6 separate regions of the Homo sapiens genome follow, and all the other regions are linked to region 1. A link is a loop called in an ENCODE intact Hi-C map of the cell type or tissue named here. Cell type or tissue: heart left ventricle. All regions are shown on one strand.

Region 1 (4,000 bases):
TGCTGGATATCAGCTCAGGATGGGACAGGAGAGGGCTCCATGGCTGACAGCACTGACAGATGTGAGTTCATGTTCACTGCCAAAAAGCACAGCTGTTGTCACAGGGCTTACAGCAGCACTCAGAGCATGAAGAATGTAAACCATTGTGTCTTTTATGGGTTGATATATCTATTTGCTTTTATAACAAGTGATTTAAGAGACAAATAACATTATAATGAAATAGATCAATATTGCTGCTTTAAGTGGGGGAACTGTGTGCCTCAACTTTCTCAAAGGCATACAGTCATTATTAGTAACAAAAATGATTGTACTAAGTGCTAATTTTGAGGATTATTGTGAGCAATTTGTGTGGGGTGGTGGTGGGGAGGCCCATTTGCCCCACACTGAATGCCCCAGCCCTGTCTGCTGCCTCGAATCTGTCCCGGGGTCTTACTGTGTGTGGGCCTCTTCCTGCTCCTGCCACATTTCTGCTCTCTGATGTTCTCTTCCCTCTTATTTGCTCCTCAACCTTGCTTTGCTTTTCTTTTTCCTTTTATCTCTCATTCTAAATTTTATAATCTTAGTTTTTCGGTTTTTAGAGCCATTTCTAACTAAGGAGAATATCCCTCACTTTGTTAACTAAGACGTTTATATAAGTTTCTCTTACCCAACCCTCCTCTACATCTTTGGAAGATTTACTGAGTATTCATTTCAAAATAATAAAACTAAAGAATGTTTTTAATACTCACAAATTAAAGATATTGGAACACTACTAAGTGTAAATAGCACAAAACCAAAAATATTTTACTCTCTGCATTTGAACAGCATGGAAAGACTGTGGAATCAAGTGTCACATCTATCTAAACCCCCCTCCCATACAGGTTTTATAATCATTTTATTATAGCTGCTTTCATCTGCTCATATTCAGCTCTTCTTGGATTTTTAAAAAACGAGCTCTTGTGCTTGAAGCCTTTCAGGGAAGGCTTCAGGGGCAGGGGTGGTTGTTGTTCTGGACAGTTAAGGGCAGTTAGGGTGGCACAGGCTAGAGGGAGGTCATGACCCATGGACCAATAACACAGTTCAGACAAAGTGCTTCTCAAATGGAAATGATTTGGCTTTACGGATCTTGTAAGAGCATTTAGATGGTGTTGGGCTGTCAGTCGGTTCCAGCTGTAGATGGCTCTTGCATCTACAAAACACAAAAGTGACCTGGAGAAACAAGAGTGGGGCCCATTAGCCAGGCTGGGCCAAGTGCTCCTTGTGGACGGTGACAGCAACTCCCACTGTGCAGGCCCAGGGCAGAGCTATGGGGGAAACGGTGGCTCCCTCTCCCAACTGCTTGCCAGATGGTAGCTGGCTCACAGCAGCCGGTTCCCTGGGGCAGGCTGGGACCAGGTGTGGTGGACGAGGCACCAGGGGGCCTGAGAGCAGACGCTTCCTTAAATCTGGACCCTAGATGCGCAACTCACCTCACCCCAGTCTCAGCCCTGCTCTGGCAACTTTTAACTGCCCTTACTCCAAGTACTCATAATTCAAACCAGAAGATGGAGCCAAGTAACTTGAAAGAGAGCACAGGGCTTTCAAGTGGTTATTAACCAGATGAAACAAATGACTTGGAGAACTCTGCCGTTCTAGTTAGAGCACAGGCCTCTTAGGCAATGCTTCTGTTAACTAATTGTTTAGTAAAATGAAAACTGATCTAGGATTTCTCATCTACCCTAAATAAAAGTCCTATTGCATTATGTGTGGCTGTTCATTCTCTAAGGAAATGGGAAGATACAAAGTGAAACTAAAGTGGGGGCAGAATGGGAAACAAATGTAACAGATAGAAATAAAGGCACAAATTTCAATGAGCAATGCGAAAGAAGGCTGGAATAAACAGAAGGCCCATCATGTCAAGAAAGGAAAACATTGTGAAGATAGGACTTGTTTCAAAGTTAATTTGTACATTTAATGCTATTTCAAACTAAATCCACTAGGATTATTTCGTGGGGTAGAAGGCTTGGCAAAGTATTGTTAAAATTTACCTAAGTGTATATTCAGGCAATTTATCAAATTCAAAAGGAGACTGGGTCATTTTGGGAGTACTTGTGTTATCAGTGCACGTGATAGGGTTACAGTGACAGAAGGATGACTTCTGTGGAGTACACTCAGTGGCCTAAAGATACTGCATATTACATACACTGTGCAAGAATTAACTACATGTTATAGACAGAAGGACTACATAAATAATAATGAATAAATAAAATTCTTGTTGGAACAAAGCTACACATAAAATAAATGAATAAAATAATAAATAAGCAGTAATAATAAAAAGAAAGTGTATAGGTTCTCAATTTACATCATGGCTTGAAATATATTCTGGATGAATGAGAATTAAACAGGCATTGTATCATAGAAAGACTTCACAGATGTAAATTTTACTATTTGCCAAGTTTCTAGAGGATGAAGGACTAAGTTTTCAAGTAATAGAAAATCATATTGGAAAATACTTGACTACAGACATAAATTAATGTAAAATGATAGGAATTCAAAACTAGGGATTGTCATATCTACTGCAAATAGTTTCTAAAAACCTTGTATCTTTATTCTAAGGTAGGATCATAAAAATTTTAGGGGAAAACAACAGAAAAATGAGCAAAAATGTTGGCCAGTTTACAAAGGAAGACATGCAGACACAGGAATAAATTATCATATGAAAGATGTAAACTCCTGATATTAAAATGAAAACAACAGTGATATAGCATTCGCTGACTAATGTCTTAAGTACTGTATGCACGTTAAAAATAAAATGATCCAAATGTTGGAGAGAGTGCAATGAAATAGTATGCTCACACTGAGAAGAAATTGGTTTGTGTTTAACATATGAATACCACAAATCTTTAAATTTTCCTCTGTCGCTGCATAGACCACTGGAAAGTGGCTTAGCCCTAATAAATGTACTTTAGTACATCCCCACATGAAGTGCAGCATAATGGATGAGAGCTCAAATTCCAGACTTTGACTGTTTTGTCTCTTACTGGTTTTGTGAATTTGAGCAAGTTATTAACTTTCTAGGCCTCCATTTTCTCTTTTTTTTTTTTTTTTTTTTTTGAGACAGAGTCTCGCTGTGTCACCCAGGCTGGAGAGCAAAGGTGTGATCTTGGCTCACTGCAACCTCAGCCTCCTGGGTTCAAGTGATTCTCCTGCCTCAGGTTCCCAAGTAACTGGGACTACAGGCACCCACCACCATGCCCAGCTAATTTTTGTATTTTTAGTAGAGATGGGGTTTCAACATGTTGGCCAGGCTGGTCTTGAACTCCTGACCTCATGTGATCTGCCCACCTTGGCCTCCCAAAGTGCTGGGATCACAGGCATGAGCCACCACACCTGGCCTAGGCCTCCATTTTCTTATCTAGAAAATGGGGATAATAATATTTACCTCTGTGCTGCAGGAATTAAATGAAATTATATACGATGAATTTAACACAGTGCTAATATGCAATAAGTATTCAATAAATGCTAGTTGTTTCTTTTCTTACTTTTCCCTTTTACCTGGATTTTTCTACTTAATCAAATTATTTAACTGTGTTTGCTTTTGTAAACTGCTTCAAATCCTTTTTGGAACCTGGCTGCACATAAATTAATCCATATTACCAGTGCTTTCTTAAAGCATTATACCAGTTTATGATGCCAATTCCAATGGAAGAGAGTAATTAGATAACAGGGTCAGTTGTAATAGAGAGTAGTTTGATAACAGGTCAGTTGTAATATTGTAACTACTATCCTAAGACTTAAAAAGCTCATGACCTTTGATACAGTAATTCCATTTTTTGGATTCTACACATGTTAAAAAAAAACAATTTTACATATGTAAAAAGATTAAAGTTTTCATACAAAATTTGTACAAAATTTATTTATAGTTCTGTTTATAATAGCTAAAACAATCAGAATGTTCCTTAAAAAAGAAATAATTAAATTATTCACTCAAGAACACTTTACACAGTTATTAAAATATTTTTGAAAATTATATGATAGCATG
Region 2 (4,000 bases), 140 kb after region 1:
AAGTGGCAAAGAAATCTGACACGTTTGGCAATTATTCCTGAGGCTCTGACCTCTCAATTGTTGAGTGTTGGAGGTCACAGTAAACAAACCATATAAAGATCATGTTGAAAGTCAACATTATTAATATACCATACTTGAAGGATATGTGGTTATTGTCTCACGTGTCCATGTGAAGAGACCACCAAACAGGCTTTTCTTTTTTAATTTTATTTTATTATTATTATACTTTAAGTTTTAGGGTACATGTGCACAACATGCAGGTTTGTTACATATGTATACATGTGCCATGTTAGTGTGCTGCACCCATTAACTCGTCATTTAGCATTAGGTACATCTCCTAATGCTATCCCTCCCCCCTCCCCCCACCCCACAACAGTCCCCGGTGTGTGATGTTCCCCTTCCTGTGTCCATGTGTTCTTATTGTTCAATTCCCACCTATGAGCGAGAACAAGCGGTGTTTGGGTTTTTGTCCTTGAGATAGTTTGCTGAGAATGATGGTTTCCAGCTTCATCCATGTCCCTACAAAGGACATGAACTCATCAATTTTTGTGGCTGCATAGAAACAGGCTTTGTGTGAGCAAAAATGCTGTTTATTTCACCTGGGTGCAGGCAGGCTGAGTCCGAAAAGAGAGTCAGCAAAGGGTGGTGGGATTATCATCGGTTCTTATAGGTTTTGGGATAGGCGGTGGAGTTAGGAGCAATGTTTTGGGGTCAGGGCGTGGATCTCACAAAGTACATTCTCAAGGGTGGGGAGAATTACAAAGAACCTTCTTAAGGGTGGGGAGAATTGCAAAGAACCTTCTTAAGGGTGGGGAGAATTGCAAAGAACCTTCTTAAGGGTGGGGGAGATTACAAAGTACATTGATCAGTTAGGGTGGGGCAGAAACAAATCACAATGGTGGAATGTCATCAGTTAAGGCTATTTTCACTTCTTTTGTGGATCTTCAGTTGCTTCAGGCCATCTGGATGTATACATGCAGGTCATTGGGGATATGATGACTTAGCTTGGGCTCAGAGGCGTGACAGTTATCTTATGAGATCACAAATAGGGAAAAAACTATCATGGCATGAGGTATAATTTTCAATGACAACATCATATTTAGATTCAAGAAGTGCTGAATCTCAAGCAATCCAGATGAATATGAAGATGCTGTGCTCTGAAAAATGGGCTTGAAGACTGGCCATAGGGAATGTCAAAACACTGATATCAAAAGTGCACTGGAAGAATTTGATTAAAAGTATTGCATTGTGAGTGGGTAAAGGCAGTATTTCTGCATTATAAACATGATGTGATTTTTTTTTTTTTTTTTTTTTTTTTTTTTGGGACGGAGTCTCACTATCTCACCCAGACTGGAGTGCAGTGGCACCGTGTCAACTCACTGCAACCTCCATCTCCTGGGTTCAAGCAATTCTTCTGCCTCAGCCTCCTGAGTAGCTGGGATTACAGGTCCCCACCACCATGTCTGGCTAATTTTTAAAAAAATATTTTTAGTAGAGACGGGGTTTCACCATGTTGGCCAGGCTGGTCTTGACCTCCTGACCTCAGGTGACCTGCCCTCTTTGGCCTCCCAAAGTTCTGGGATTACAGGCGTGAGCCACTGTGCCTGGCTGTGATTTTTAAATATATAATGAAAACTCAACATTTTAATCAAGATTTACAAATTAATGAATAGCATGTGATTTTACCTATAAGTAATTAAAATAACACATTATTATGCACAGACATTTGTCTATTTAATTAACATCCTGATATATTTTAATATCAACAAATATAAAAGTAAAAACCTTTTCTTAAGAGTTCATTTAGCAAATGAGGATGCTGTAATATTTGGAGTCACTCACATGTGGTACTGAGTTTTATATCGACTATTCCACTCTCATGGAAGTGATGACTATGTGTTCACTCACACATAGTTCAGACTAGCATACAGTCTGTCCTCAGTCAACGTGTGTTGAGTGTTGCTGTCATTTCAGAGATAAAGAAATACAGACTCCAATGAGTTAGGAGACTTGGCCAAAGCACACAGCAAATAATGAGTAGAGTTGGTTCTGTGACAGTTTTCTGACCTCCTGGCCAGAGTATAAGCCACTACAACCAGCTAGAGCACAAGGAATCATTTCCTCCTACCCCGCTGGGAGGATAGCCTCATCACAGGGCAAAGACTACAAAGCTTGTAAGCCATGAATGATATCTAGAGATATGTGTTATGTCTGGATCTGGCCACTGCTTAGGACAACTTCGTGCATGTAAGTTTGGCCTTTTGCTAATTTGTTATCAGTTCATGATAGCTGGCAAGCAAAATTGGCAATATTTGATCACTTGGCTTAGTAATACTATTTTCTTTCCATTTCAAATATTATCTCTTTTTGTCTCACATTCTTTTCAACACTTGATAGCAGCAGCTCACGCTGCTGATGCAACACAGGTGAAGAGCACCTTCCCCTCCCCCACCTGTGGGCTGATTCCCACCACGTGGATCCCAAGGCCATCCCAGGAACTCTTTGGAGGGGAGAAGCCCAGTGGAAACTGTCAGGCCTCTGAGCACAAGCCAAGCCATCGCATCCCCTGTGACTTGCACGTATATGCCCAGATGGCCTGAAGTAACTGAAGAATCACAAAAGAAGTGAAAAGGCCCTGCCCCACCTTAACTGATGACATTCCACCATTGTGATTTGTTCCTGCCCCACCTTCACTGAGTGATTAACCCTGTGAATTTCCTTCTCCTGGCTCAGAAGCTCCCCCACTGAGCACCTTGTGACCCCCGCCCCTGCCCACCAGAGAACAACCCCCTTTGACTGTAATTTTCCATTACCTTCCCAAATCCTATAAAACGGCCCCACCCCTATCTCCCTTCGCTGACTCTCTTTTCGGACTCAGCCCGCCTGCACCCAGGTGAAATAAACAGCCATGTTGCTCACACAAAGCCTGTTTGGTGGTCTCTTCACACGGACGCGCATGAAAGAAACTTTTTCAGATGTGTGGTGATGTAAGAAATACTAGGAAAAGGGTTTTGGTAGAACAGGCATAGCAACAAGGTTATTAATGTTGCAAATTGGCATACATTTTAATCAATGACATCAAATTTAGCCACAATTAGAGAAAGTTTTTTTTAATCACAATTTTATTAAGAGGTTGGAGGTATATTCTCACAAGTTAAAGAATGTGGTCTCCAAATATCATTTTAAGAACTGTACTTTAAAGAAATGTTAGCATTCCCTTAATTAAGAAATGCATGGAATATATGTATGATGGGGGGGCGTATGTGGGTGTGTGTGTGGGTGTGTGTGTGTTGTTTAAATCTTTCTCACTCTGGGCGAGGCAAGTTTTCAAAGGCTGGGCTGTCTCTGGGTAGAATCATGCCATAAGTTGCTTTCTGCCTTGCCCCCTCCCCACCATTCAACAAAAGTCCTTGTGGACCTCCCATCAGCTCCCTTCTTCCTTTCCATTCCCTCTCCAGGCCCCATGCCAGCCCTCAGAGTTGTCCACCATAAAACATTCCTCTTGGGGCCTCAGCTGGAAATGGCATGTCTCCTTTGAAGTGATTAGGTCCCAGAATGTTAGGATCAGAAAAGACTTGAGGTTGGGCATGGTGGCTCATGCCTGTAATCCCAGCACTTTGGGAGGCCAGAGGGGGTGGATCACCTGAGGTCAGGAGTTCAAGACCAGCCTGGTCAGCCTGGTGAAGCCCCATCTCTACTAAAAATACAAAAATTAGCCGGGCCTGGTGGCGGGCATCGGTAATCCCAGCTACTTGGGAGGCTGAAGCAGGACAATCGCTTGAACGGGGAGGCGGAGTTTGCAGTGAGCTGAGATTGTGCCATTGCACTCCAGCCTAGGTGACAGAGCGAGACTCCATCTCCAAAAAAAAAAAAAGACTTGTGTAGATCCCACGAGCAAACACTTCTCGTGTTCAAAGTAAAGGGCTCAAGGACCAAAGACCTCGATCTTCTGGGGTGACATGTCAGGGCAGACTCTGAGAATCATGTCTGGGGGTCTCTA
Region 3 (4,000 bases), 320 kb after region 1:
AGATCAGATGGTACACTTAATATTATTTTAATAAATCTATGCAATTTTATAAATGGGCACTTGAATATATTGATATGATAGTTTTTAATCTCATATTTTTTATTAAAAATGCAGTATAAAATCCTTTATAGCTATTTTTCAAAAAATCTTTAAGATATGTATACATACGTGTGTGTTTGTGTGTGTGTGTATGTGTGTCGGCCATAGGCAAAACAAACAAACAAAAAAAACCCTTTCCATAAACACATGAACCTCAAGTGTGTTATCTTACCAGTTTTCGGAAGACTGAGTGGACTGTCTGCTTTTCTCTTTTATTCCCATTGTAAAAGGCAATTTCTTCACTATTAAAGAAAATAATTTAGCAATTAATTTTAATGTTACCTATGCTTGGAAAATAATTGAAATACAGTATATGATGGCTGAATGTTTGTATTTAAATGGACATTTTGTGACTAAGAGCTTATCTGGTGCATCTCAAGCCACAGTCTATACCTGAGATTCTGTTCCTAGCTCAGCTGATCGGAGCACAGGAATACACTCCTGACTGAATCATATGCTGGACTGCAACCTATGGCATAGGTATCCTGGCTGCAAAAGACATACTGCACGAATTCTCAGAAATTCGAAATTAGAGAAAGAAGTTGCTGTGATGTACAGAAAGGCAGGGCTGGGACCAACATTGCAGACTTCAAGTTAAAGTACAGGCCCAAACAAGAAAGAGATGAAAAAGCAACAGCTAGAAAAAGATGGATAGTGATGACTTGACATACAGCCTTTTAAAGACAGAAAAGCAGGCTAAGTCCCACCGGCTTCAAAGTGCCAGCTCCCAGGAGGAAACCCTGGAACCCCATCATATCCTCACAACAATTCCACGTTTCCTGAGCAGATGTGCATGGGTCCACAAGGGCCACAGGGATCACGACTAGAAAAAAAAGGTATTTTATAGATGAAGAGAAGTTCAGTGTAGTTAAGTAAATTTGTAAAGGTTGCAGAGCCAGCAGGTCAGGGAGCTGAAATCATAACTCCTATCTGACCCTAACATTTATAGTCTTTCTATTACACAGGAATGATGTAAGCTTTCCCAGCAAAGTACCTCTTATGGCAGAGAAAAATATTTATAGAGAAGTCTAGAAGGCAAGGTTGAAATATTTCTTTAAAGTCTCTTTTTTCCCCTAAACAATTTATGTTTTATATTTCTATTTTGAAATGGACCTGCGTTTTTCATAAAAACAAGGTACCACCTACCTCAACCACTTCAAGTAAAATTAACTTCCCATAAGATATGACACATTTGTCACGCGTTTCATGGTTTCCTTGACACAATGACAGAGACTCAAGAGTATAAGAAGCCTACAATTCTATACCTCTAATTACTTTTTAAAAAAACTTCCTTCTATCTCCTCTCCACACCTAAGCCTATGGAAGAAGATGAGGTGAGGATTCTCCTCCTGAACTGAGTCATTTTAGCCTTAATGAAAAATCTGAAAGGATAAAACATCCTGGAATATTGATGGCTGCCCATCCAACATCTATTCTCTTCATTGTTCTTCTTCCTAAAATAATCCCAACTTTTGTAAAGTTATCTATTATTTTCCATGTACCCTAATGCTTTAGGAATGCCTCAACCCCATTTAGGGTCCCAACTGGTCTAAGCCAATCACTTTGCTGTGATTGCTTTAGGCATGGTCAAGTAACCATTCCAGCCAATAAGATATGAGGGAAAGTCAGTTGTGGGACTCTTGGGAAAGGTTTCTTTGCTCTCATAAAGACACACCAGGCGAGATGGCCCCTTTTTGTTTCTGGAGCTTTCTGCAGGGGAGAGGAGCTAGTGAAATCTGTAACTGCTATCGCCATCTTGTGGTCACAAGAAGAATTAGCCCGAGGAATGGGGCAGCATACAAAGCAGGGCAGAGCCAAGAGAACACCAGAGAGCCAGAGCCCTGATAATGCCATACCTGGAACTGCCCTGTCTTAAGGGTTCTCACGTGAAGCAGTGAGTGTTCTTATTACTGGAGCCATGAGTCATGCTTTCTGCTTCTTTCACTAAAAGGCATCTTTCATTTACTTGGCAAATCACCTCTTAACTCTATTCCGCTGCCTCCCTAGAGCAAAAAACCCTATTTAAAACTTGTACTATTTTAGCAATCCAAGGAAATAAAGGAAGAGGGAACTGTCATTTGCAAATGCCTATAGAGTAGAATATTAAATACATATTAGAACCCTCAAAATGACTTAACATTAACAGATCAATATATGAGAACATTTATTGAGCAGTTGCTCCATATAAAAAACTGAGCTGGAAGCTTTATATGTATTATCAAATTTAATCCTCATTGCAACCCTATATTATCTACCTATTATAAACAAAAGTGAAACTATGAATAATTCGCTAAAATCAAATACATGCAACTGATAAGTGGAAGAGGTAGATTTTGAAGCTAGTATGGCTGGCTCCAAAGTCCACACTTTTTCTTCCTATCTTACATTTAAAAAACTCTAGAAAATAGGTAGAGGCACATGCAGTGACAGTGAATCATTGAGCATTATGAACAGTCAAAATAAAAATATTTGTGGAAAAATTGAGACAAAATTGTCTTGGAACAGGTATTGTAAGTTGAAATTTGAATTGTAAACTGATTATGTCTGAAGTAAAATTAACAGAAAATTCATCAACAGAAGGTATGAACAGGTGAATCAGGAATACTACATGGTTAGTAAGAAAAAGAGTTCAAAATATTCATGATTACTACTTTATAAAACTAGTCTCTTTCATAATGTATATTTTCAACACAATATGCACATTATTACAGTAACAGTGTCACTAGACTTTTTGGAGTCAATTTAAATGACATCAATATCCATAGAAATTAATTTTTAGCAAGGCTTTAATGCATTTGTCTTTACCTGTTTGTGATGAGCCGAGAATTAACATATCTATATTCTCCTTCATACTTTTGCTCAGTTATTGTCATCTTACCAATGGGTCTTCGAAGTCGAGTTAGGAATAGCCCAGAAACAACCAAGTAGGCCATCATGCTCGCTGGGCCCTATTATTATTGGGAGAGAAAGATACACAAAGTTCTGGGATATAATAATAAATTCACTTAGATACAAACATGTACAATTTTTATAATTAACCTCAATGACTGAAAGAAATTGCCCTACTGGGTAATTTTTTCCCTTTGTTTTTTTTCTGAAAAAGTACACAGTAGCCTCTACACTTTTACTACTCATGGGCTTTTCCTCTTACCACTGTAGCTTATCCCTCAGCTCTCCTACATTTTGCTCACCTAAAAACTCCTAATTGCAGTTCACAGTTTTTCTATGTTATCTAACACTCTCCTGTTGGAACTCTTCTTGATAATCTCTTAAGATTCCACAATAATTCTTAGACCTCTTTTTCTTGCCTTCTTTTTTAATGTTAATATTCCCTCAAACTCCTTCCTTAGTTCTCTTCTCATCTCAAATCTATACCTCTAGTCCTATCACTCTTATGAACCCAAGAAATAAGTACTACACATCTTTACCTTAATACTGTGCAGATGCCTCAAGTTCAGCTCCCCCTGAACGAGCTCTGTCTTTCCCTGCGTGTACATCTTGCTTCCAGCTGCTGTACTATGTATTAATAACTTTGTACGTGACCTCATCACCCATTGACCATCCCAAGAGAAAAAGAAAGGTATGCTTGAAGCATACCTTTCCAAGTTCATCATAGGCACTTCCCTCATTCCCCTATATACCCTATACTCTGCCATACTAAAATATATAAATGTTTCCTGAACAGTTTCCATTCAGTGAGGTTGTTCTTATGTTTGGCAAGCCTGACATAATCTAATGGATGTTTACTTACCTCCCCAAAGTAGCTCAGATATCACCTCCAGTTCTTCTTGGCACTAAATACTTTCTTGAAACTTCTATTACTAAACTTTATCATGCTGCATCATAATTGTTTGACTATCTACCTGTTTTACCACATTGTAATTCCTCTTCAGCAGGAATT
Region 4 (4,000 bases), 200 kb after region 1:
AGATCCTCTAATGCCAACACCAGACAGAAATACCACATTCTTGCCCAGGAAAATATACTGGGGGTACTTATGGCTAACAGAATTATAGGATGATGACAAATGGGTCCGCTGAAGACAGGGGTAAACACCCAACAAGTTTTGGTAGCCTCAGAGGGCAGTGCATCAGAATGATCTGATAACTGGCTTTCATACAAATGCTCTTAAATCAGCAGGGCAAATGGGATCTGATACTGCATTCTTGTTTCACAAGGCAGTGGGTTAGCTGGAGATTTGGGAAACTCTTACATCAAAAAATGATTAACACAAACATTAAGACCCTCAAGAGATATGATTTAAATACTGGAATATTTTATTTCTCTGAAATGCCTCATCCCCTGATGATCCCTGACAAATCAGATGCTACTATATAGATCTGCTGATCTCTCAGATCTAAGTTTCAGCACAATGTTCAAAGTTGCAGCTTTAAACAATGACAAAAAAATTACAGTTAAACTTCTCACAACCCTATATTGTTTCAGTCTAGGAAATGAAAATAAAGTCTGCTTTTACCCAGTGAGCCTCTAAAATTCCCAAATCCTTGGTAACAGATGAAGTAACTGACATAACTTGCTGCTTTCATGTGCATAAAACATCATTTTATTTTTTTCAGTCTCCCATGCACCAGGTTTTCAGTGAGTACCAAAAAACTAAACATATTTTCCAGAGTAAAATGTAGCATATTCCCAATTCTTAAGGCTCCTCGGAGGATTAAATGCTATTTAATGGACAGGAGAACTTGTTCTGATAAGTTTCTCAGACACTGCAACAGTGTAGGTGGAAGTGGCAGAGAACATGAGGGATGCAGTTGTCCACCACCCCGGGTCACCCTCTCAATCTCCTCCTTTCCTCCAGGAGAGGAGGCTGGCTTTCCAGGTGCCCTGGGCTTGGGCAGAGGAAGCTCTTGTCCCTCCCTGCTCAGTGCCCTGCTCAGCTACCATTCAGGTGAGGCTGCCCTGCTCCTGGGGAGTCAGGCTAAGTCTAACCCACAGAGAGAGAAGCTGTATCTGGACAAGTCTCTAGAGCCTCCTCCCCAGTGACCTTGGCTAGTGACAACCTATTCAGATGGGAACAGAACTATGCTCATTCCACACTTTGAGCTTTTCCCATGGAAATTTGTCATCATCTAACTATAGAATGTCTGTAAATGGAAAACTGAAAATGCCGATAATAAGCCCTCTCTATTGTGACTTGTGTTGGTGTTTGGCCCTCTTAGAGAATGTCTGCTGCTTTATATTAAAAAAAATATGTATATATATATATATATATATATGACAGAAAGGGAAGCCTATTATGTTACCCCCTTTCAAAATTTTTTGATGACTTTCTCCTTTCTACATAATAAAGCCTGGGGTTCTTATTCTAGCATGTACAGCCTGCTGCGAGCTACTTCAAACTACTTTCCCAGTTTTTTCTCTCATCTCATTCCACCCCATCTCCATGCCCATGTCCATTCTAAAAACATGCACATACACACTACACACACACACCACACAGCCTCCATAAACTCCAATGGTTCTACGTTAATTACTTTTTCTCAGGCCCTTTCTGCTCTTCTTTTCTTTCTTTGGGGTGCCCTTTGACCATTTCCCCAAGTTACTCTAATCACTATTCCAACTGCTCCTCCAAGCCAAGCTCAAATGCCTTCTGTTTCCTGAATGTTCCCCCAACCCCCTAGGCTGATTGCCCACCTCACTTTACCTTTTCCGGGGCCTTGCCGTAGAGTTATCTGTGTACACATCTATGATCCTGAAAGTAGGACCCTGTCCACTCAAGTCTGTATTGCCTCGGGCCTATCTGGGGTCTTGCATAAAGTAGATGCTCACTAAATATTAGCTGAACCACAAATCCACCACTCTCAAAGAGAAACTGAGGTCAGGGACCTGGAAAGAAATAAAAATGGCTCTACTTTTTACTCCTCCTGATGATTTCAACACTGACTTTGAAATTTTTCCTCTCCGCTCCGGCTTGCAGGCTGCAACAGGCTTCAGTACCAGTGACCACTGGCTAAAGCCAGGTGGCAGTGAAGATTCAGGCAGTTAGCTGAGTCCTCCAGGCTCCTGGCAAAGTAACTGGAATTGCAGGAGAGCCAGCCGGGAACCCTACAGCCACCTCCCAAATTTGAGGGTGGACATTATGCTAAGCTCCCACCCTTCCGGCCCCCCACCCTGTCCTTACTACTTGCCTCTGGGGTATGCAGTGTCTTCTGCAGACAGGGCACAACTGAGAAACTCTGGGCACGCTATTTCACACCAAAAGCAGAAATTGCTGGTTGTTTGGTCCCAAAGCCATTCTTTACTTCCTTCGTATCAGAAGCCCGGATTTTTAGTGGGGTAAATGACCTCCCACAATAAACACTACATTTCCCAACCTCCCTTGCAACTAGGTCTAGCCATGTGACTAAGTTTTAGCTGATGAGTTATAAGTGAAAGCAATGTATTCGACTTTCAGGAGGTGTTCTTGAAAAAAGCGAGTGCACTCTTTTTTTGTTCCTTCTTCTTGCCTGCTGGCTGGAACATGGAGGGGATTGCGGGAATCAGACCATAAAGTAGAAGCTAAAGGCCGGGCACGGTGGCTCACACTTGTAATCCCAGCACTTTGGGAGGCTGAGGCTGGCAGATCATGAGGTCAGGAGATCAAGACCATCCTAACCAACATGGTGAAATCTCGTCTCTACTAAAAATACAAAAAAATTAACTAGGCATGGTGGTGTGCGCCTGTAGTACTAGCTACTCGGAAGGCTGAGGCAGGAGAATCACTTGAACCTGACAGGCGGAGGTTGTGGTGAGCCGAGATCGTGCCACTGCACGTGCCACGTGCCACTGCAGCCTGGCGACAGAGCACGACCCTGTCTCAAAAAAAGAAAAAAAAAAGGTAGACGCTAAGGCTGAGAGCAACAAGACAAAAAGGGCTCATGTCCTTCCACTACATAAAATTGTATAAGCTCTGAATTGTCTATTGACAAACTTCTTTCATATGAAAGGGAAATATAGTTCTATCCTATTTTAGTCATTATTACTTTAGGTTTTTCTGCCATAGGCATCCAAACCTAAACCAAAAAGAAACATTCCTGAGCTCTGATTTCTTTCTATGAAATTTCCAATGTCATGGAGTTACTCCAAACGTTAAATGAAAAATCTCTTTACAAAGACTCCTAAAATTATAGCTTGACACACAGGTGTGGTGGCTCAATTCCAGCACTTTGGGAGGCCAAAGCGGGTGAATCGCTTGAGCCTAGGAGTTTGAAACCAGCCTGGACAACATGGAAAAACTCTACAAAAAATACAATAATTAGCCAGGCATGGTGGCACACACCTGTGGTTCCAGCTTCTCAGGATGCTGAGGTGGGAGGATCACCTGAGCCTGGGAATTTGAGGCTGCAGTGAGCCAAGACTGCCACTGTACTCCAGCCTGGGTGACACAGTGAGATCTTATCTCAATAAAAAATAAAAGTAAAAATAAATAAATAAATAAAAGACTCGTAAAGTTACAGCTGGACACCTGGGATGTGATTAGTAAATACCTTTTTTCTAACTCTTTTCTTTTCCAGCTCAGGTTTGAGAGATTTTGCTGTGACTTTTCCCAGGGGGCTTTATCATGCGTGTTCTCTCCAAAATTCTCTCCTGGTTCACTATAAGACACAGCATCTGGTGGAGCTGAAATAGCAACAGCTGTTACTCATGGAGAGCTTGCCACACGCTGGACCATACAGTCACTTTACACGGAAGATCTTACCTCATTACTATGACTGTGCAATGTGAGGTGAGCAATACCCTCATTTTGCTGAGGCAGAACCTGAGATTCCAGGGAGTGAAGTACTTTCCCAAGATTACACAGCTCATCAGCAGCAGTGCTGGGATTCAAATCTAGGTCTGGCCAGCCCTGGAATCCATGCCTTTGACCACATTGCTGCCTCTGCTGAAGGGCAGAAGACTTGGGAAAGCAGGAAGATTTCCCTGCTGCT
Region 5 (4,000 bases), 290 kb after region 1:
AGGGAGGGAGGGAGGGAGGAGGAAAGAAAATAAAGAGAATTAAACTGGGTTTACTTTCAGGTTTTGAGCATTTCACATTGAGTTGAAAAGAACTGACATAGTGAGAATGGCACTACTGAAGCACCAGAATAAGTAATACACGTGCACCAATGTAAGCCTCATTTGAATATCTTTGTAAATTATAGTGACTATCTAATGAATCCTACTTACTACAGTACATTGATAAACATAGCTTATGTTATTCAATCTTCCCCCTTGTAGTCCTGACCTCTATTAAAAATGTCCCTAAATTTTTTGCCATCTAATTCTTCTTAAGACTTTTTCTCCTCTGTCACTGCTGGATAAGAAAAGTTTACTTCACCATATTTGTGATAAGACTATGCAAAGTTTAGTCAGTTACTATTAACAGATAAGAGTCACTTATAAAACTGGAGAAAAACTGTTACACCATTGCTTTCAAAACTGACAACTATAATATTTAAGAAAATCCTATTTTATAAAACAAAACCACCTTTTCTCCTTAAGACATATGTTTAAGGGAATACAAACCATAAAATCTAAAACCATATTAACCTGAATTCATATTTTAAAGAAAATAAAATTTCACTGTACCATTCAATGAAAGAAATACAAACCTCATGATGTTTCCAAAGAGATTTCCTATGAGACACAGTGAAGAGAGTGATGCCAACCTAATACAAAGAAAATGATTTAGGTTTAATGAGTAACAGAGTCACAAATTAAACTAGTCCATGTACTTTAAGCTGTTAAGAGGACAGTCTTCAGTGACTAAAGTTAAAAAGCAATGTCAATGAGAAAAAATTTACAACTGGATGCAAAATGTTTATAGCAATGGAAAGTACTGGCCATCAACCACATAATAAAAACTACCAGGTACTGGCATTAAGTGTATTATTTTCTTTTGGGCAAAAAACATATCTCCTATCATGTCTCCTATTTTATTGTGAAAAATATATGAGAGGAATATGAGAAGGATAAAAATAGCCAAAGGTCAAAATCAGGAAAAATTAAATCAGTATAGCATTGTTGACAGTCAACTTGCTTTTCAAATACAGGGTCATAATCCCCTACCGTAAACTACTGTTTTGGAATGTGTCTTGGAATTCAGATTTTGAAAATGTATTATTTAACACCCCCAGAGAGTTCTGAGGCAGAATTTTATAATTAAACACATAAATGTTTCTGTAGCAACACACATGGACACTGATATTGAGACATATAGAGTTTAAATATCTTTTGTTAGCTTAGGCGAAGTTTTACCCAGTGAGCTTGCTACAAAATTATGAAAAATGTTTTAAATTTAAGCACTTTCTGGATTTCAGATTGTGAATACGTATTTATAGATCTGTACTTCAGATTTTCAAAAAAAAAAAAACATTAATAGATAATAGCTGTAGTTGCTCTAGATCAGTGGTTCTCAACCAAGGTGGGGAGGTCAGTGATATTTGTCCCTCAGGGGGACATTTGGCAATGACTGGAGGCATTTTTATTTTCACAACTGAAAGCACTACTGCCATCTAATGGGCAGAGGCCAGGGATGCTTTCTAAACATCCTCCAGTGCACAGCAACCCTCAACCCTGCCCAACTAGGAATTAACAGTGAAAAGGTCAATAGTGCCAGGACTGAGAAACCCCACTCTGGGTCACTGTTCCTCCAAGTGGATCACTCAAGGCTGGCAAATGCATGCTTAGGGCATCTGGGAAATTTCCACCATGGTTTCTTAATTTTATTTTCATTTTGATGATAATTTTTAAAAGATCATTATAAGTATATTCTAGATCATTTTTACCATGAGATTCAAGTTCCTCGGTTTGTATCTACACCTCTGATTGCCAAAGTGATATAAAATAAAACTTCTAATGTGTAATAAGTTTGGCTGCACTGTAAAAAGGTTCTTAAATTGGTTAGGAATTGCATAATAAAATAAGCATATTATCAGTATTAATAAAACATATATTTCAACCATACCACACTTTTCTGATTTTTCAGAGCTCATTTAAGATATTATTTCTCTGTTTATGATACTACAATAATTGGATTAGACATCTACTTAATGCACACATTCTTTACATGAGGATATAAAAAATATATGAAGTATATAAGTCAAAATAAAAAGCAAAATGCAAAATAATGAAATTTGAACCTCAGATTCTATCTTTCCTTAATTAAATCCCAAACCACTGGTTTAGTTTCATCTAAACGGTATCATAGGTCTCTTTAATGTTGTAAATTTGAAACTGTATTTAAGTTTTGTCTGTATTTAATGTATTTAATGTGTAAGTTTATATTAGTTTTGTAGCTGTAAAAGAGCTCTAAGCTTAAGGAATTCACACCTCATCATGTTTATACATGTTTAAGTGGTATCACAGTAATTTAAATTATCAATGAGGCCCCATATGAATTTTCTTTTAAATGGAACTGATGTTTTATAGAATTTATACAGTCTTATGTGGGGACTTCAAGCCTATAGCTAGAGCATAAGAGGAAATCACGTGGTCAAAATTACCAGCAAAGAGCTGCTATGTCATTGAATCAACTGCAGACTACATGGTTTTATGTACATGAGAATACCATAAACATCTCTAATACCTATATATTTGAAAACCAACATGAACAAATGTATAATTATATATTACCAAAGCAAATTCAAGAATAGAAAATAAATCATTAACAAGATAAAATCAGTAGTTAAAATCTTTCTACAAAGAATAGCAAATTCTTTCATCATCACGCCAGTGCTTCTCAAACTTTAATGCGCATTTGAATCATCTTAGAATTTTGGTAAAATGCAGATTCTGATTTAGCAGGGCTTGAAATTCTGCATTTCTAACAAACCCCTAGGTGACACTGCTGCTGCTGATCATGAACACACTTGGAATAGTAGGAATTCATAATATATATACTCAATATGACCTTTTTTATTTATTGAGAACTCCCAAAGAACACATACAAAATGTTAAAAATCCTCATCTACCTCATTTACTTATATAGAAACTATAAAACAGCTAGGATATACTACATTTGTTCCAAAATTTAACCATAGTATAGATGTTGGTAACAATTTCTCAAAGAAAGAAAACTGATACTATTGAATAATTACTTAAAGAATGGAACCAATAAAGATAGCCTCAGACTTAGCTACTAAAAGCAGCTTTGGTAAAATATTGCTCAGGCTAGAAAATAAAACGGATAAATTAAAAATTGCCAAATAATTATTGTTGAGTTTTATTCATAAAAAAACTCTAATGTTTAGATAAAGTTAATGGAAAAATTAAGAAAAGGTCAGTTTATTAACTCTAAGTAATGAGGTAAAGTGAAATAGATTTAAATACGTTGTTTTATATAAATGAGGTATCTTTTATATCTTTTATCTTTTATATCTCATTTATATAAAACAACATATTTAAATATATTTCCCATATATAAAGAGAATTATAAAGAGATTTAAATATGTTGTTTTACATAAATGAGGTATCTTTTATATCTCATTTATATATCAATGAGATATCTTTTACATGACTACCTAAAATTTCTATATCATTTAGGAAGGAAAAAAAGGAAAAAGGGAGGAAAGAAGAGAAGAAATCAGTAGTGAGGGTCCTGTCTGTCAGAAGGAAAACTAACAAACAGAAAGGACATCCACACCAAAAACCCATCTGTACATCACGGTCACCAAAGACCAAAAGTAGATAAAACCACAAAGATGGGGAAAAAACAGAGCAGAAAAACTGGAAACTCTAAAAAGCAGAGCGCCTCTCCTCCTCCAAAGGAACGCAGTTCCTCACCAGCAACGGAACAAAGCTGGACGGAGAATGACTTTGACGAGCTGAGAGAAGAAGGCTTCAGACGATCAAATTACTCCGAGCTACGGGAGGAAATTCAAACCAAAGGCAAAGAAGCTGAAAACTTTGAAAAAAGTTTAGAAGAATGTATAACTAGAATAACCAATACAGGGAAGTGCTTAAAGGAGCTGATGGA
Region 6 (4,000 bases), 260 kb after region 1:
AAAAAGAGGATTGCATGGCTTAGTTTTGCAAACATAAATTTTGTGGGTTTCAGAGCTGGCAGAGAGCTCAAAGAGGAAATCATCAAGGGCAACTTTCTGCTTCGAGGAAGGAAAGTCTACAAGGGCTAAACCTGGATGTGCTATTTCAGTTCAGGCAAAGGAGGAAAATTAAAATTTTGCACAGTTTTATTCTGTTAAAACAAGTGGTTCAGTAAGCTAAACGAGATATGTATATAGTATGCATTAAAATGCAAGACTGACTTCCCTGGGAAAACGTGGGAAAGAAGGAGAGAGGAAACAAACAATTCTTACACTAAGAATTCTCCAGTCGTGTCTTGCAGGCAATATAGAGTAATAATAATAAAAATGACAGGAGATACTTTGACAGGATGGCTTAAAATGCCACTCAATAGATGAAGAGTTGTTCTCATGCTTGGCAAGTTTACAGCAAAGCCCAGAAGGAGAAGCCAGAAAATAATTTAGAAAAACCAAAGCTTAAAACTAGTGGCACACAACTCTGGTTACATTTTTCATTTTCATTTTTGGTTCCTCTGCATTTCGGTGGAACTCAGTCCCACAGATGTCTTCTTCAATGTGGGAACCATCCTTTCTGGAACCACAGAGCTGCAGATGTCACGCTGGAATTCTCCCAGAGGCAAACTGCCAGATGTGAGGCTGCTCTTCCTCAGTCACTATCTCTGGTCGTACCGGGCGATGCCTGAGCCAACTGACCCTCAGACCTGTGAGCCGAGCCGGTCACACCGTGGCTGACACCGGCATTCCCACCGCCTTTCTCCTGTGCGACCCGCTAAGGGCCCCGCGAGGTGGGCAGGCCAGGTATTCTTGACCTTCGTGGGGTAGAAGAAGCCACCGTGGCTGGGAGAGGGCCCTGCTCACAGCCACACGTTTACTTCGCTGCAGGTCCCGAGCTTCTGCCCCAGGTGGGCAAAGCATCCGGGAAATGCCCTCCGCTGCCCGAGGGGAGCCCAGAGCCCGTGCTTTCTATTAAATGTTGTAAATGCCGCCTCTCCCACTTTATCACCAAATGGAAGGGAAGAATTCTTCCAAGGCGCCCTCCCTTTCCTGCCATAGACCTGCAACCCACCTAAGCTGCACGTCGGAGTCGCGGGCCTGGGTGAATCCGGGGGCCTTGGGGGACCCGGGCAACTAGACCCGCCTGCGTCCTCCAGGGCAGCTCCGCGCTCGGTGGCGCGGTTGAATCACTGGGGTGAGTCATCCCTTGCAGGGTCCCGGAGTTTCCTACCGGGAGGAGGCGGGGCAGGGGTGTGGACTCGCCGGGGGCCGCCCACCGCGACGGCAAGTGACCCGGGCCGGGGGCGGGGAGTCGGGAGGAGCGGCGGGGGCGGGCGCCGGGGGCGGGCAGAGGCGCGGGAGAGCGCGCCGCCGGCCCTTTATAGCGCGCGGGGCACCGGCTCCCCAAGACTGCGAGCTCCCCGCACCCCCTCGCACTCCCTCTGGCCGGCCCAGGGCGCCTTCAGCCCAACCTCCCCAGCCCCACGGGCGCCACGGAACCCGCTCGATCTCGCCGCCAACTGGTAGACATGGAGACCCCTGCCTGGCCCCGGGTCCCGCGCCCCGAGACCGCCGTCGCTCGGACGCTCCTGCTCGGCTGGGTCTTCGCCCAGGTGGCCGGCGCTTCAGGTGAGTGGCACCAGCCCCTGGAAGCCCGGGGCGCGCCACACGCAGGAGGGAGGCGACAGTCCTGGCTGGCAGCGGGCTCGCCCTGGTTCCCCGGGGCGCCCATGTTGTCCCCCGCGCCTACGGGACTCGGCTGCGCTCACCCAGCCCGGCTTGAATGAACCGAGTCCGTCGGGCGCCGGCGGGAGTTGCAGGGAGGGAGTTGGCGCCCCAGACCCCGCTGCCCCTTCCGCTGGAGAGTTTTGCTCGGGGTGTCCGAGTAATTGGACTGTTGTTGCATAAGCGGACTTTTAGCTCCCGCTTTAACTCTGGGGAAAGGGCTTCCCAGTGAGTTGCGACCTTCAATATGATAGGACTTGTGCCTGCGTCTGCACGTGTTGGCGTGCAGAGGTTTGGATATTATCTTTCATTATATGTGCATCTTCCCTTAATAAAGAGCGTCCCTGGTCTTTTCCTGGCCATCTTTGTTCTAGGTTTGGGTAGAGGCAATCCAAAAGGGCTGGATTGCTGCTTAGATTGGAGCAGGTACAACGTTGTGCATGCCCCGTATTTCTACGAGGTGTTCGGGACGGCGTAGAGACTGGGACCTGCTGCGTACTGGCAAAGCAGACCTTCATAAGAAATAATCCTGATCCAATACAGCCGACGGTGTGACAGGCCACACGTCCCCGTGGGTCTCTGTGGAAGTTTCAGTGTAGCGACATTTCAGATAAAAGTGGAAAAAGTGAAGTTTGGCTTTTTTCATTTGTATGCAGTCCTAACTCTTGTCACACGTGTGGGATTTATCTTTTTCCATAACTTACTGAAAACCCTTCCTGGCGGGCTGAACCTGACTCTTCCTGAGCTGAGTCCTGGACTGGCACACTGATGGCTCTGGGCTCTTCCCGGTCAAGTTATAACAAGGCTTTGCCCATGAATAATTTCAAACGAAAATGTCAAGATCCTTGCCGGTGTCCTGGGATTACAAGGTGAATCTTGTCATGAAGAAATTCTAGGTCTAGAAAAAATTTGAAGATTCTTTTTCTCTTGATAATTCACTAATGAAGCTTTTGTGGTTGAAAAATAAAAAGTGAGGTTTATGGTGATGTCAGGTGGGAAGGTGTTTTATACATCAATACATTCGAGTGCTCTGAAGTGCATGTAATAATAGCTGTTTCTCTGTTGTTTAAAGGCACTACAAATACTGTGGCAGCATATAATTTAACTTGGAAATCAACTAATTTCAAGACAATTTTGGAGTGGGAACCCAAACCCGTCAATCAAGTCTACACTGTTCAAATAAGGTAAGCTGGGTACAGAAAAAGAAAATTAAGGTCTTTGATGTTTCTACTGTCCTATGCTGAACAAGAATGTCTTTAAAGCTGATTACTGGATGAAATTATTTAACAGATGACGAAGAAGAAGGGATTCTTGGCAATTCGCTGGCCGGTGTCATACTCTATTAGGCCTGCAACATTTCCAGACCTTAAACTGATAGAACATTTTAATTGTTTTAATTGTTTTTGGAAATGATGGGAGAGTTCCTAAGTGGAGTATAAACTGTGGAGAGATGAACCATCTTGAGTAGGCACTGAAGTGTGCTTTGGGTCATGATAGATTAATTAATCTCATCTAAACATTGATGTCTTTTTCTGTTGCTGTCTAGACTGTGAACAATGTCTAACACCTTAGGGAAGAGGTGGGGAGGAATCCCAATGTATACATTGCCCTTAAGCAGTGTTTGATTCATTCATCTTTGGACTCCATGAATCGAAATCTGGTAGAATACATGATCTTAGTGGAGGAGGCCAAATGCGTGACTCACTGAGCCTGGCAGAGCAGAAATACTCTGCTGTCTGCACCCTCTGGGTCTGGTGTGGCTCTGCTTCTTGGTGCCTCAACTCTGACTGGCAGCTGTCCCCAGGAGGCGATAATTCAGCATGTTCAATCTAAAGGTTATGACTTCCTTGATGGTTTTCACCATATTCTTGGCAAGTTTTTGGTTTTTGAAATGTTCTAGGAGGCTTGGTAGAGATCTTATGAAATAGAGAATAGCTGCTGTGGAAATTATTTTAATGCTAATTACATAAAAGTACAAAAGTAGCACTAGCTAAAACAAAAGGTATTTTGCTGTTCTGTTTTGTTTTAGCTTGTGCCAGGCCTTTTACAGCATTAGGAATGCAACTTCTAGATAACGATGCATCTTTTAAGTGAATGTTCTTGTTTTTCAAAATGAACTTCATGACAGTAGTTGCCAAACCAGCAAGGAGAACTTGCATGCATACGTGCATGCATGTGTGGATATGTATGGGGGTGGGGGGAGAGAAAGATGAAGGAATTTCATAACATGAAATAATGATTA

What was found. Hi-C counts contacts between places; a loop is a spot of excess contacts. Peaks named below come from ENCODE experiments on the same cell type or tissue, not always from the same donor. Only the 100,000 strongest peaks of a DNase experiment are listed, where the experiment ranks them.
Region 2: a loop joins it to region 1, with 4 times the contacts of the local background. A loop is called at or near these places in 25 of 110 quality-filtered maps.
Region 3: it touches region 1 in a loop (10-fold over the local background); 75 of 110 quality-filtered maps call a loop at or near these places.
Region 4: it touches region 1 in a loop (4-fold over the local background); 33 of 110 quality-filtered maps call a loop at or near these places.
Region 5: a loop joins it to region 1, with 9 times the contacts of the local background. A loop is called at or near these places in 98 of 110 quality-filtered maps.
Region 6: it touches region 1 in a loop (4-fold over the local background); 26 of 110 quality-filtered maps call a loop at or near these places.

What each region holds. Positions count from the first base shown.
Region 1 is chr1:94,799,700-94,803,699 of GRCh38, reverse strand. All of the region lies in intron 1 of SLC44A3-AS1 (SLC44A3 antisense RNA 1), which reads left to right. Among named protein-coding and RNA genes, the nearest start is that of SLC44A3-AS1, 19 kb to the left of the region's middle. RefSeq lists enhancers at 1,187-1,246, 1,327-1,406. In heart left ventricle, a CTCF peak has its summit at 1,514 (motif pointing right); a DNase peak (open chromatin) is centred at 1,323; H3K4me3 peaks cover 496 bases; H3K27ac peaks cover 2,001 bases.
Region 2 is chr1:94,656,453-94,660,452 of GRCh38, reverse strand. All of the region lies in intron 3 of SLC44A3-AS1 (SLC44A3 antisense RNA 1), which reads left to right. Among named protein-coding and RNA genes, the nearest start is that of MIR378G, 87 kb to the left of the region's middle. RefSeq lists an enhancer at 628-1,146. In heart left ventricle, no CTCF peak of the experiment used is centred here; a DNase peak (open chromatin) is centred at 2,482; H3K27ac peaks cover 1,040 bases.
Region 3 is chr1:94,479,511-94,483,510 of GRCh38, reverse strand. It overlaps ABCD3 (ATP binding cassette subfamily D member 3), which reads right to left. Exons shown (of 23, transcript NM_002858.4): 9 at 2,905-3,047; 10 at 272-341. Among named protein-coding and RNA genes, the nearest start is that of F3, 60 kb to the left of the region's middle. In heart left ventricle, CTCF peaks have their summits at 1,862 (motif pointing left) and 1,880 (motif pointing left); no DNase peak of the experiment used is centred here.
Region 4 is chr1:94,597,696-94,601,695 of GRCh38, reverse strand. The region is part of intron 1 of LOC105378861 (a long non-coding RNA gene); the gene reads right to left. Among named protein-coding and RNA genes, the nearest start is that of MIR12133, 56 kb to the right of the region's middle. In heart left ventricle, a CTCF peak has its summit at 2,033; no DNase peak of the experiment used is centred here.
Region 5 is chr1:94,511,838-94,515,837 of GRCh38, reverse strand. It overlaps ABCD3 (ATP binding cassette subfamily D member 3), which reads right to left. Exons shown (of 23, transcript NM_002858.4): 22 at 636-692. Among named protein-coding and RNA genes, the nearest start is that of F3, 28 kb to the left of the region's middle. In heart left ventricle, a CTCF peak has its summit at 1,542 (motif pointing left); no DNase peak of the experiment used is centred here.
Region 6 is chr1:94,539,199-94,543,198 of GRCh38, reverse strand. It overlaps F3 (coagulation factor III, tissue factor), which reads left to right and starts at 1,440. Exons shown (of 6, transcript NM_001993.5): 1 at 1,440-1,662; 2 at 2,831-2,942. The coding sequence starts at 1,563. It overlaps LOC124904223 (a long non-coding RNA gene), which reads right to left and starts at 1,225. Exons shown (of 2, transcript XR_007066234.1): 1 at 1-1,225. RefSeq lists a silencer at 1,241-1,520. In heart left ventricle, a CTCF peak has its summit at 1,534; DNase peaks (open chromatin) are centred at 798 and 1,278; H3K4me3 peaks cover 4,000 bases; H3K27ac peaks cover 4,000 bases.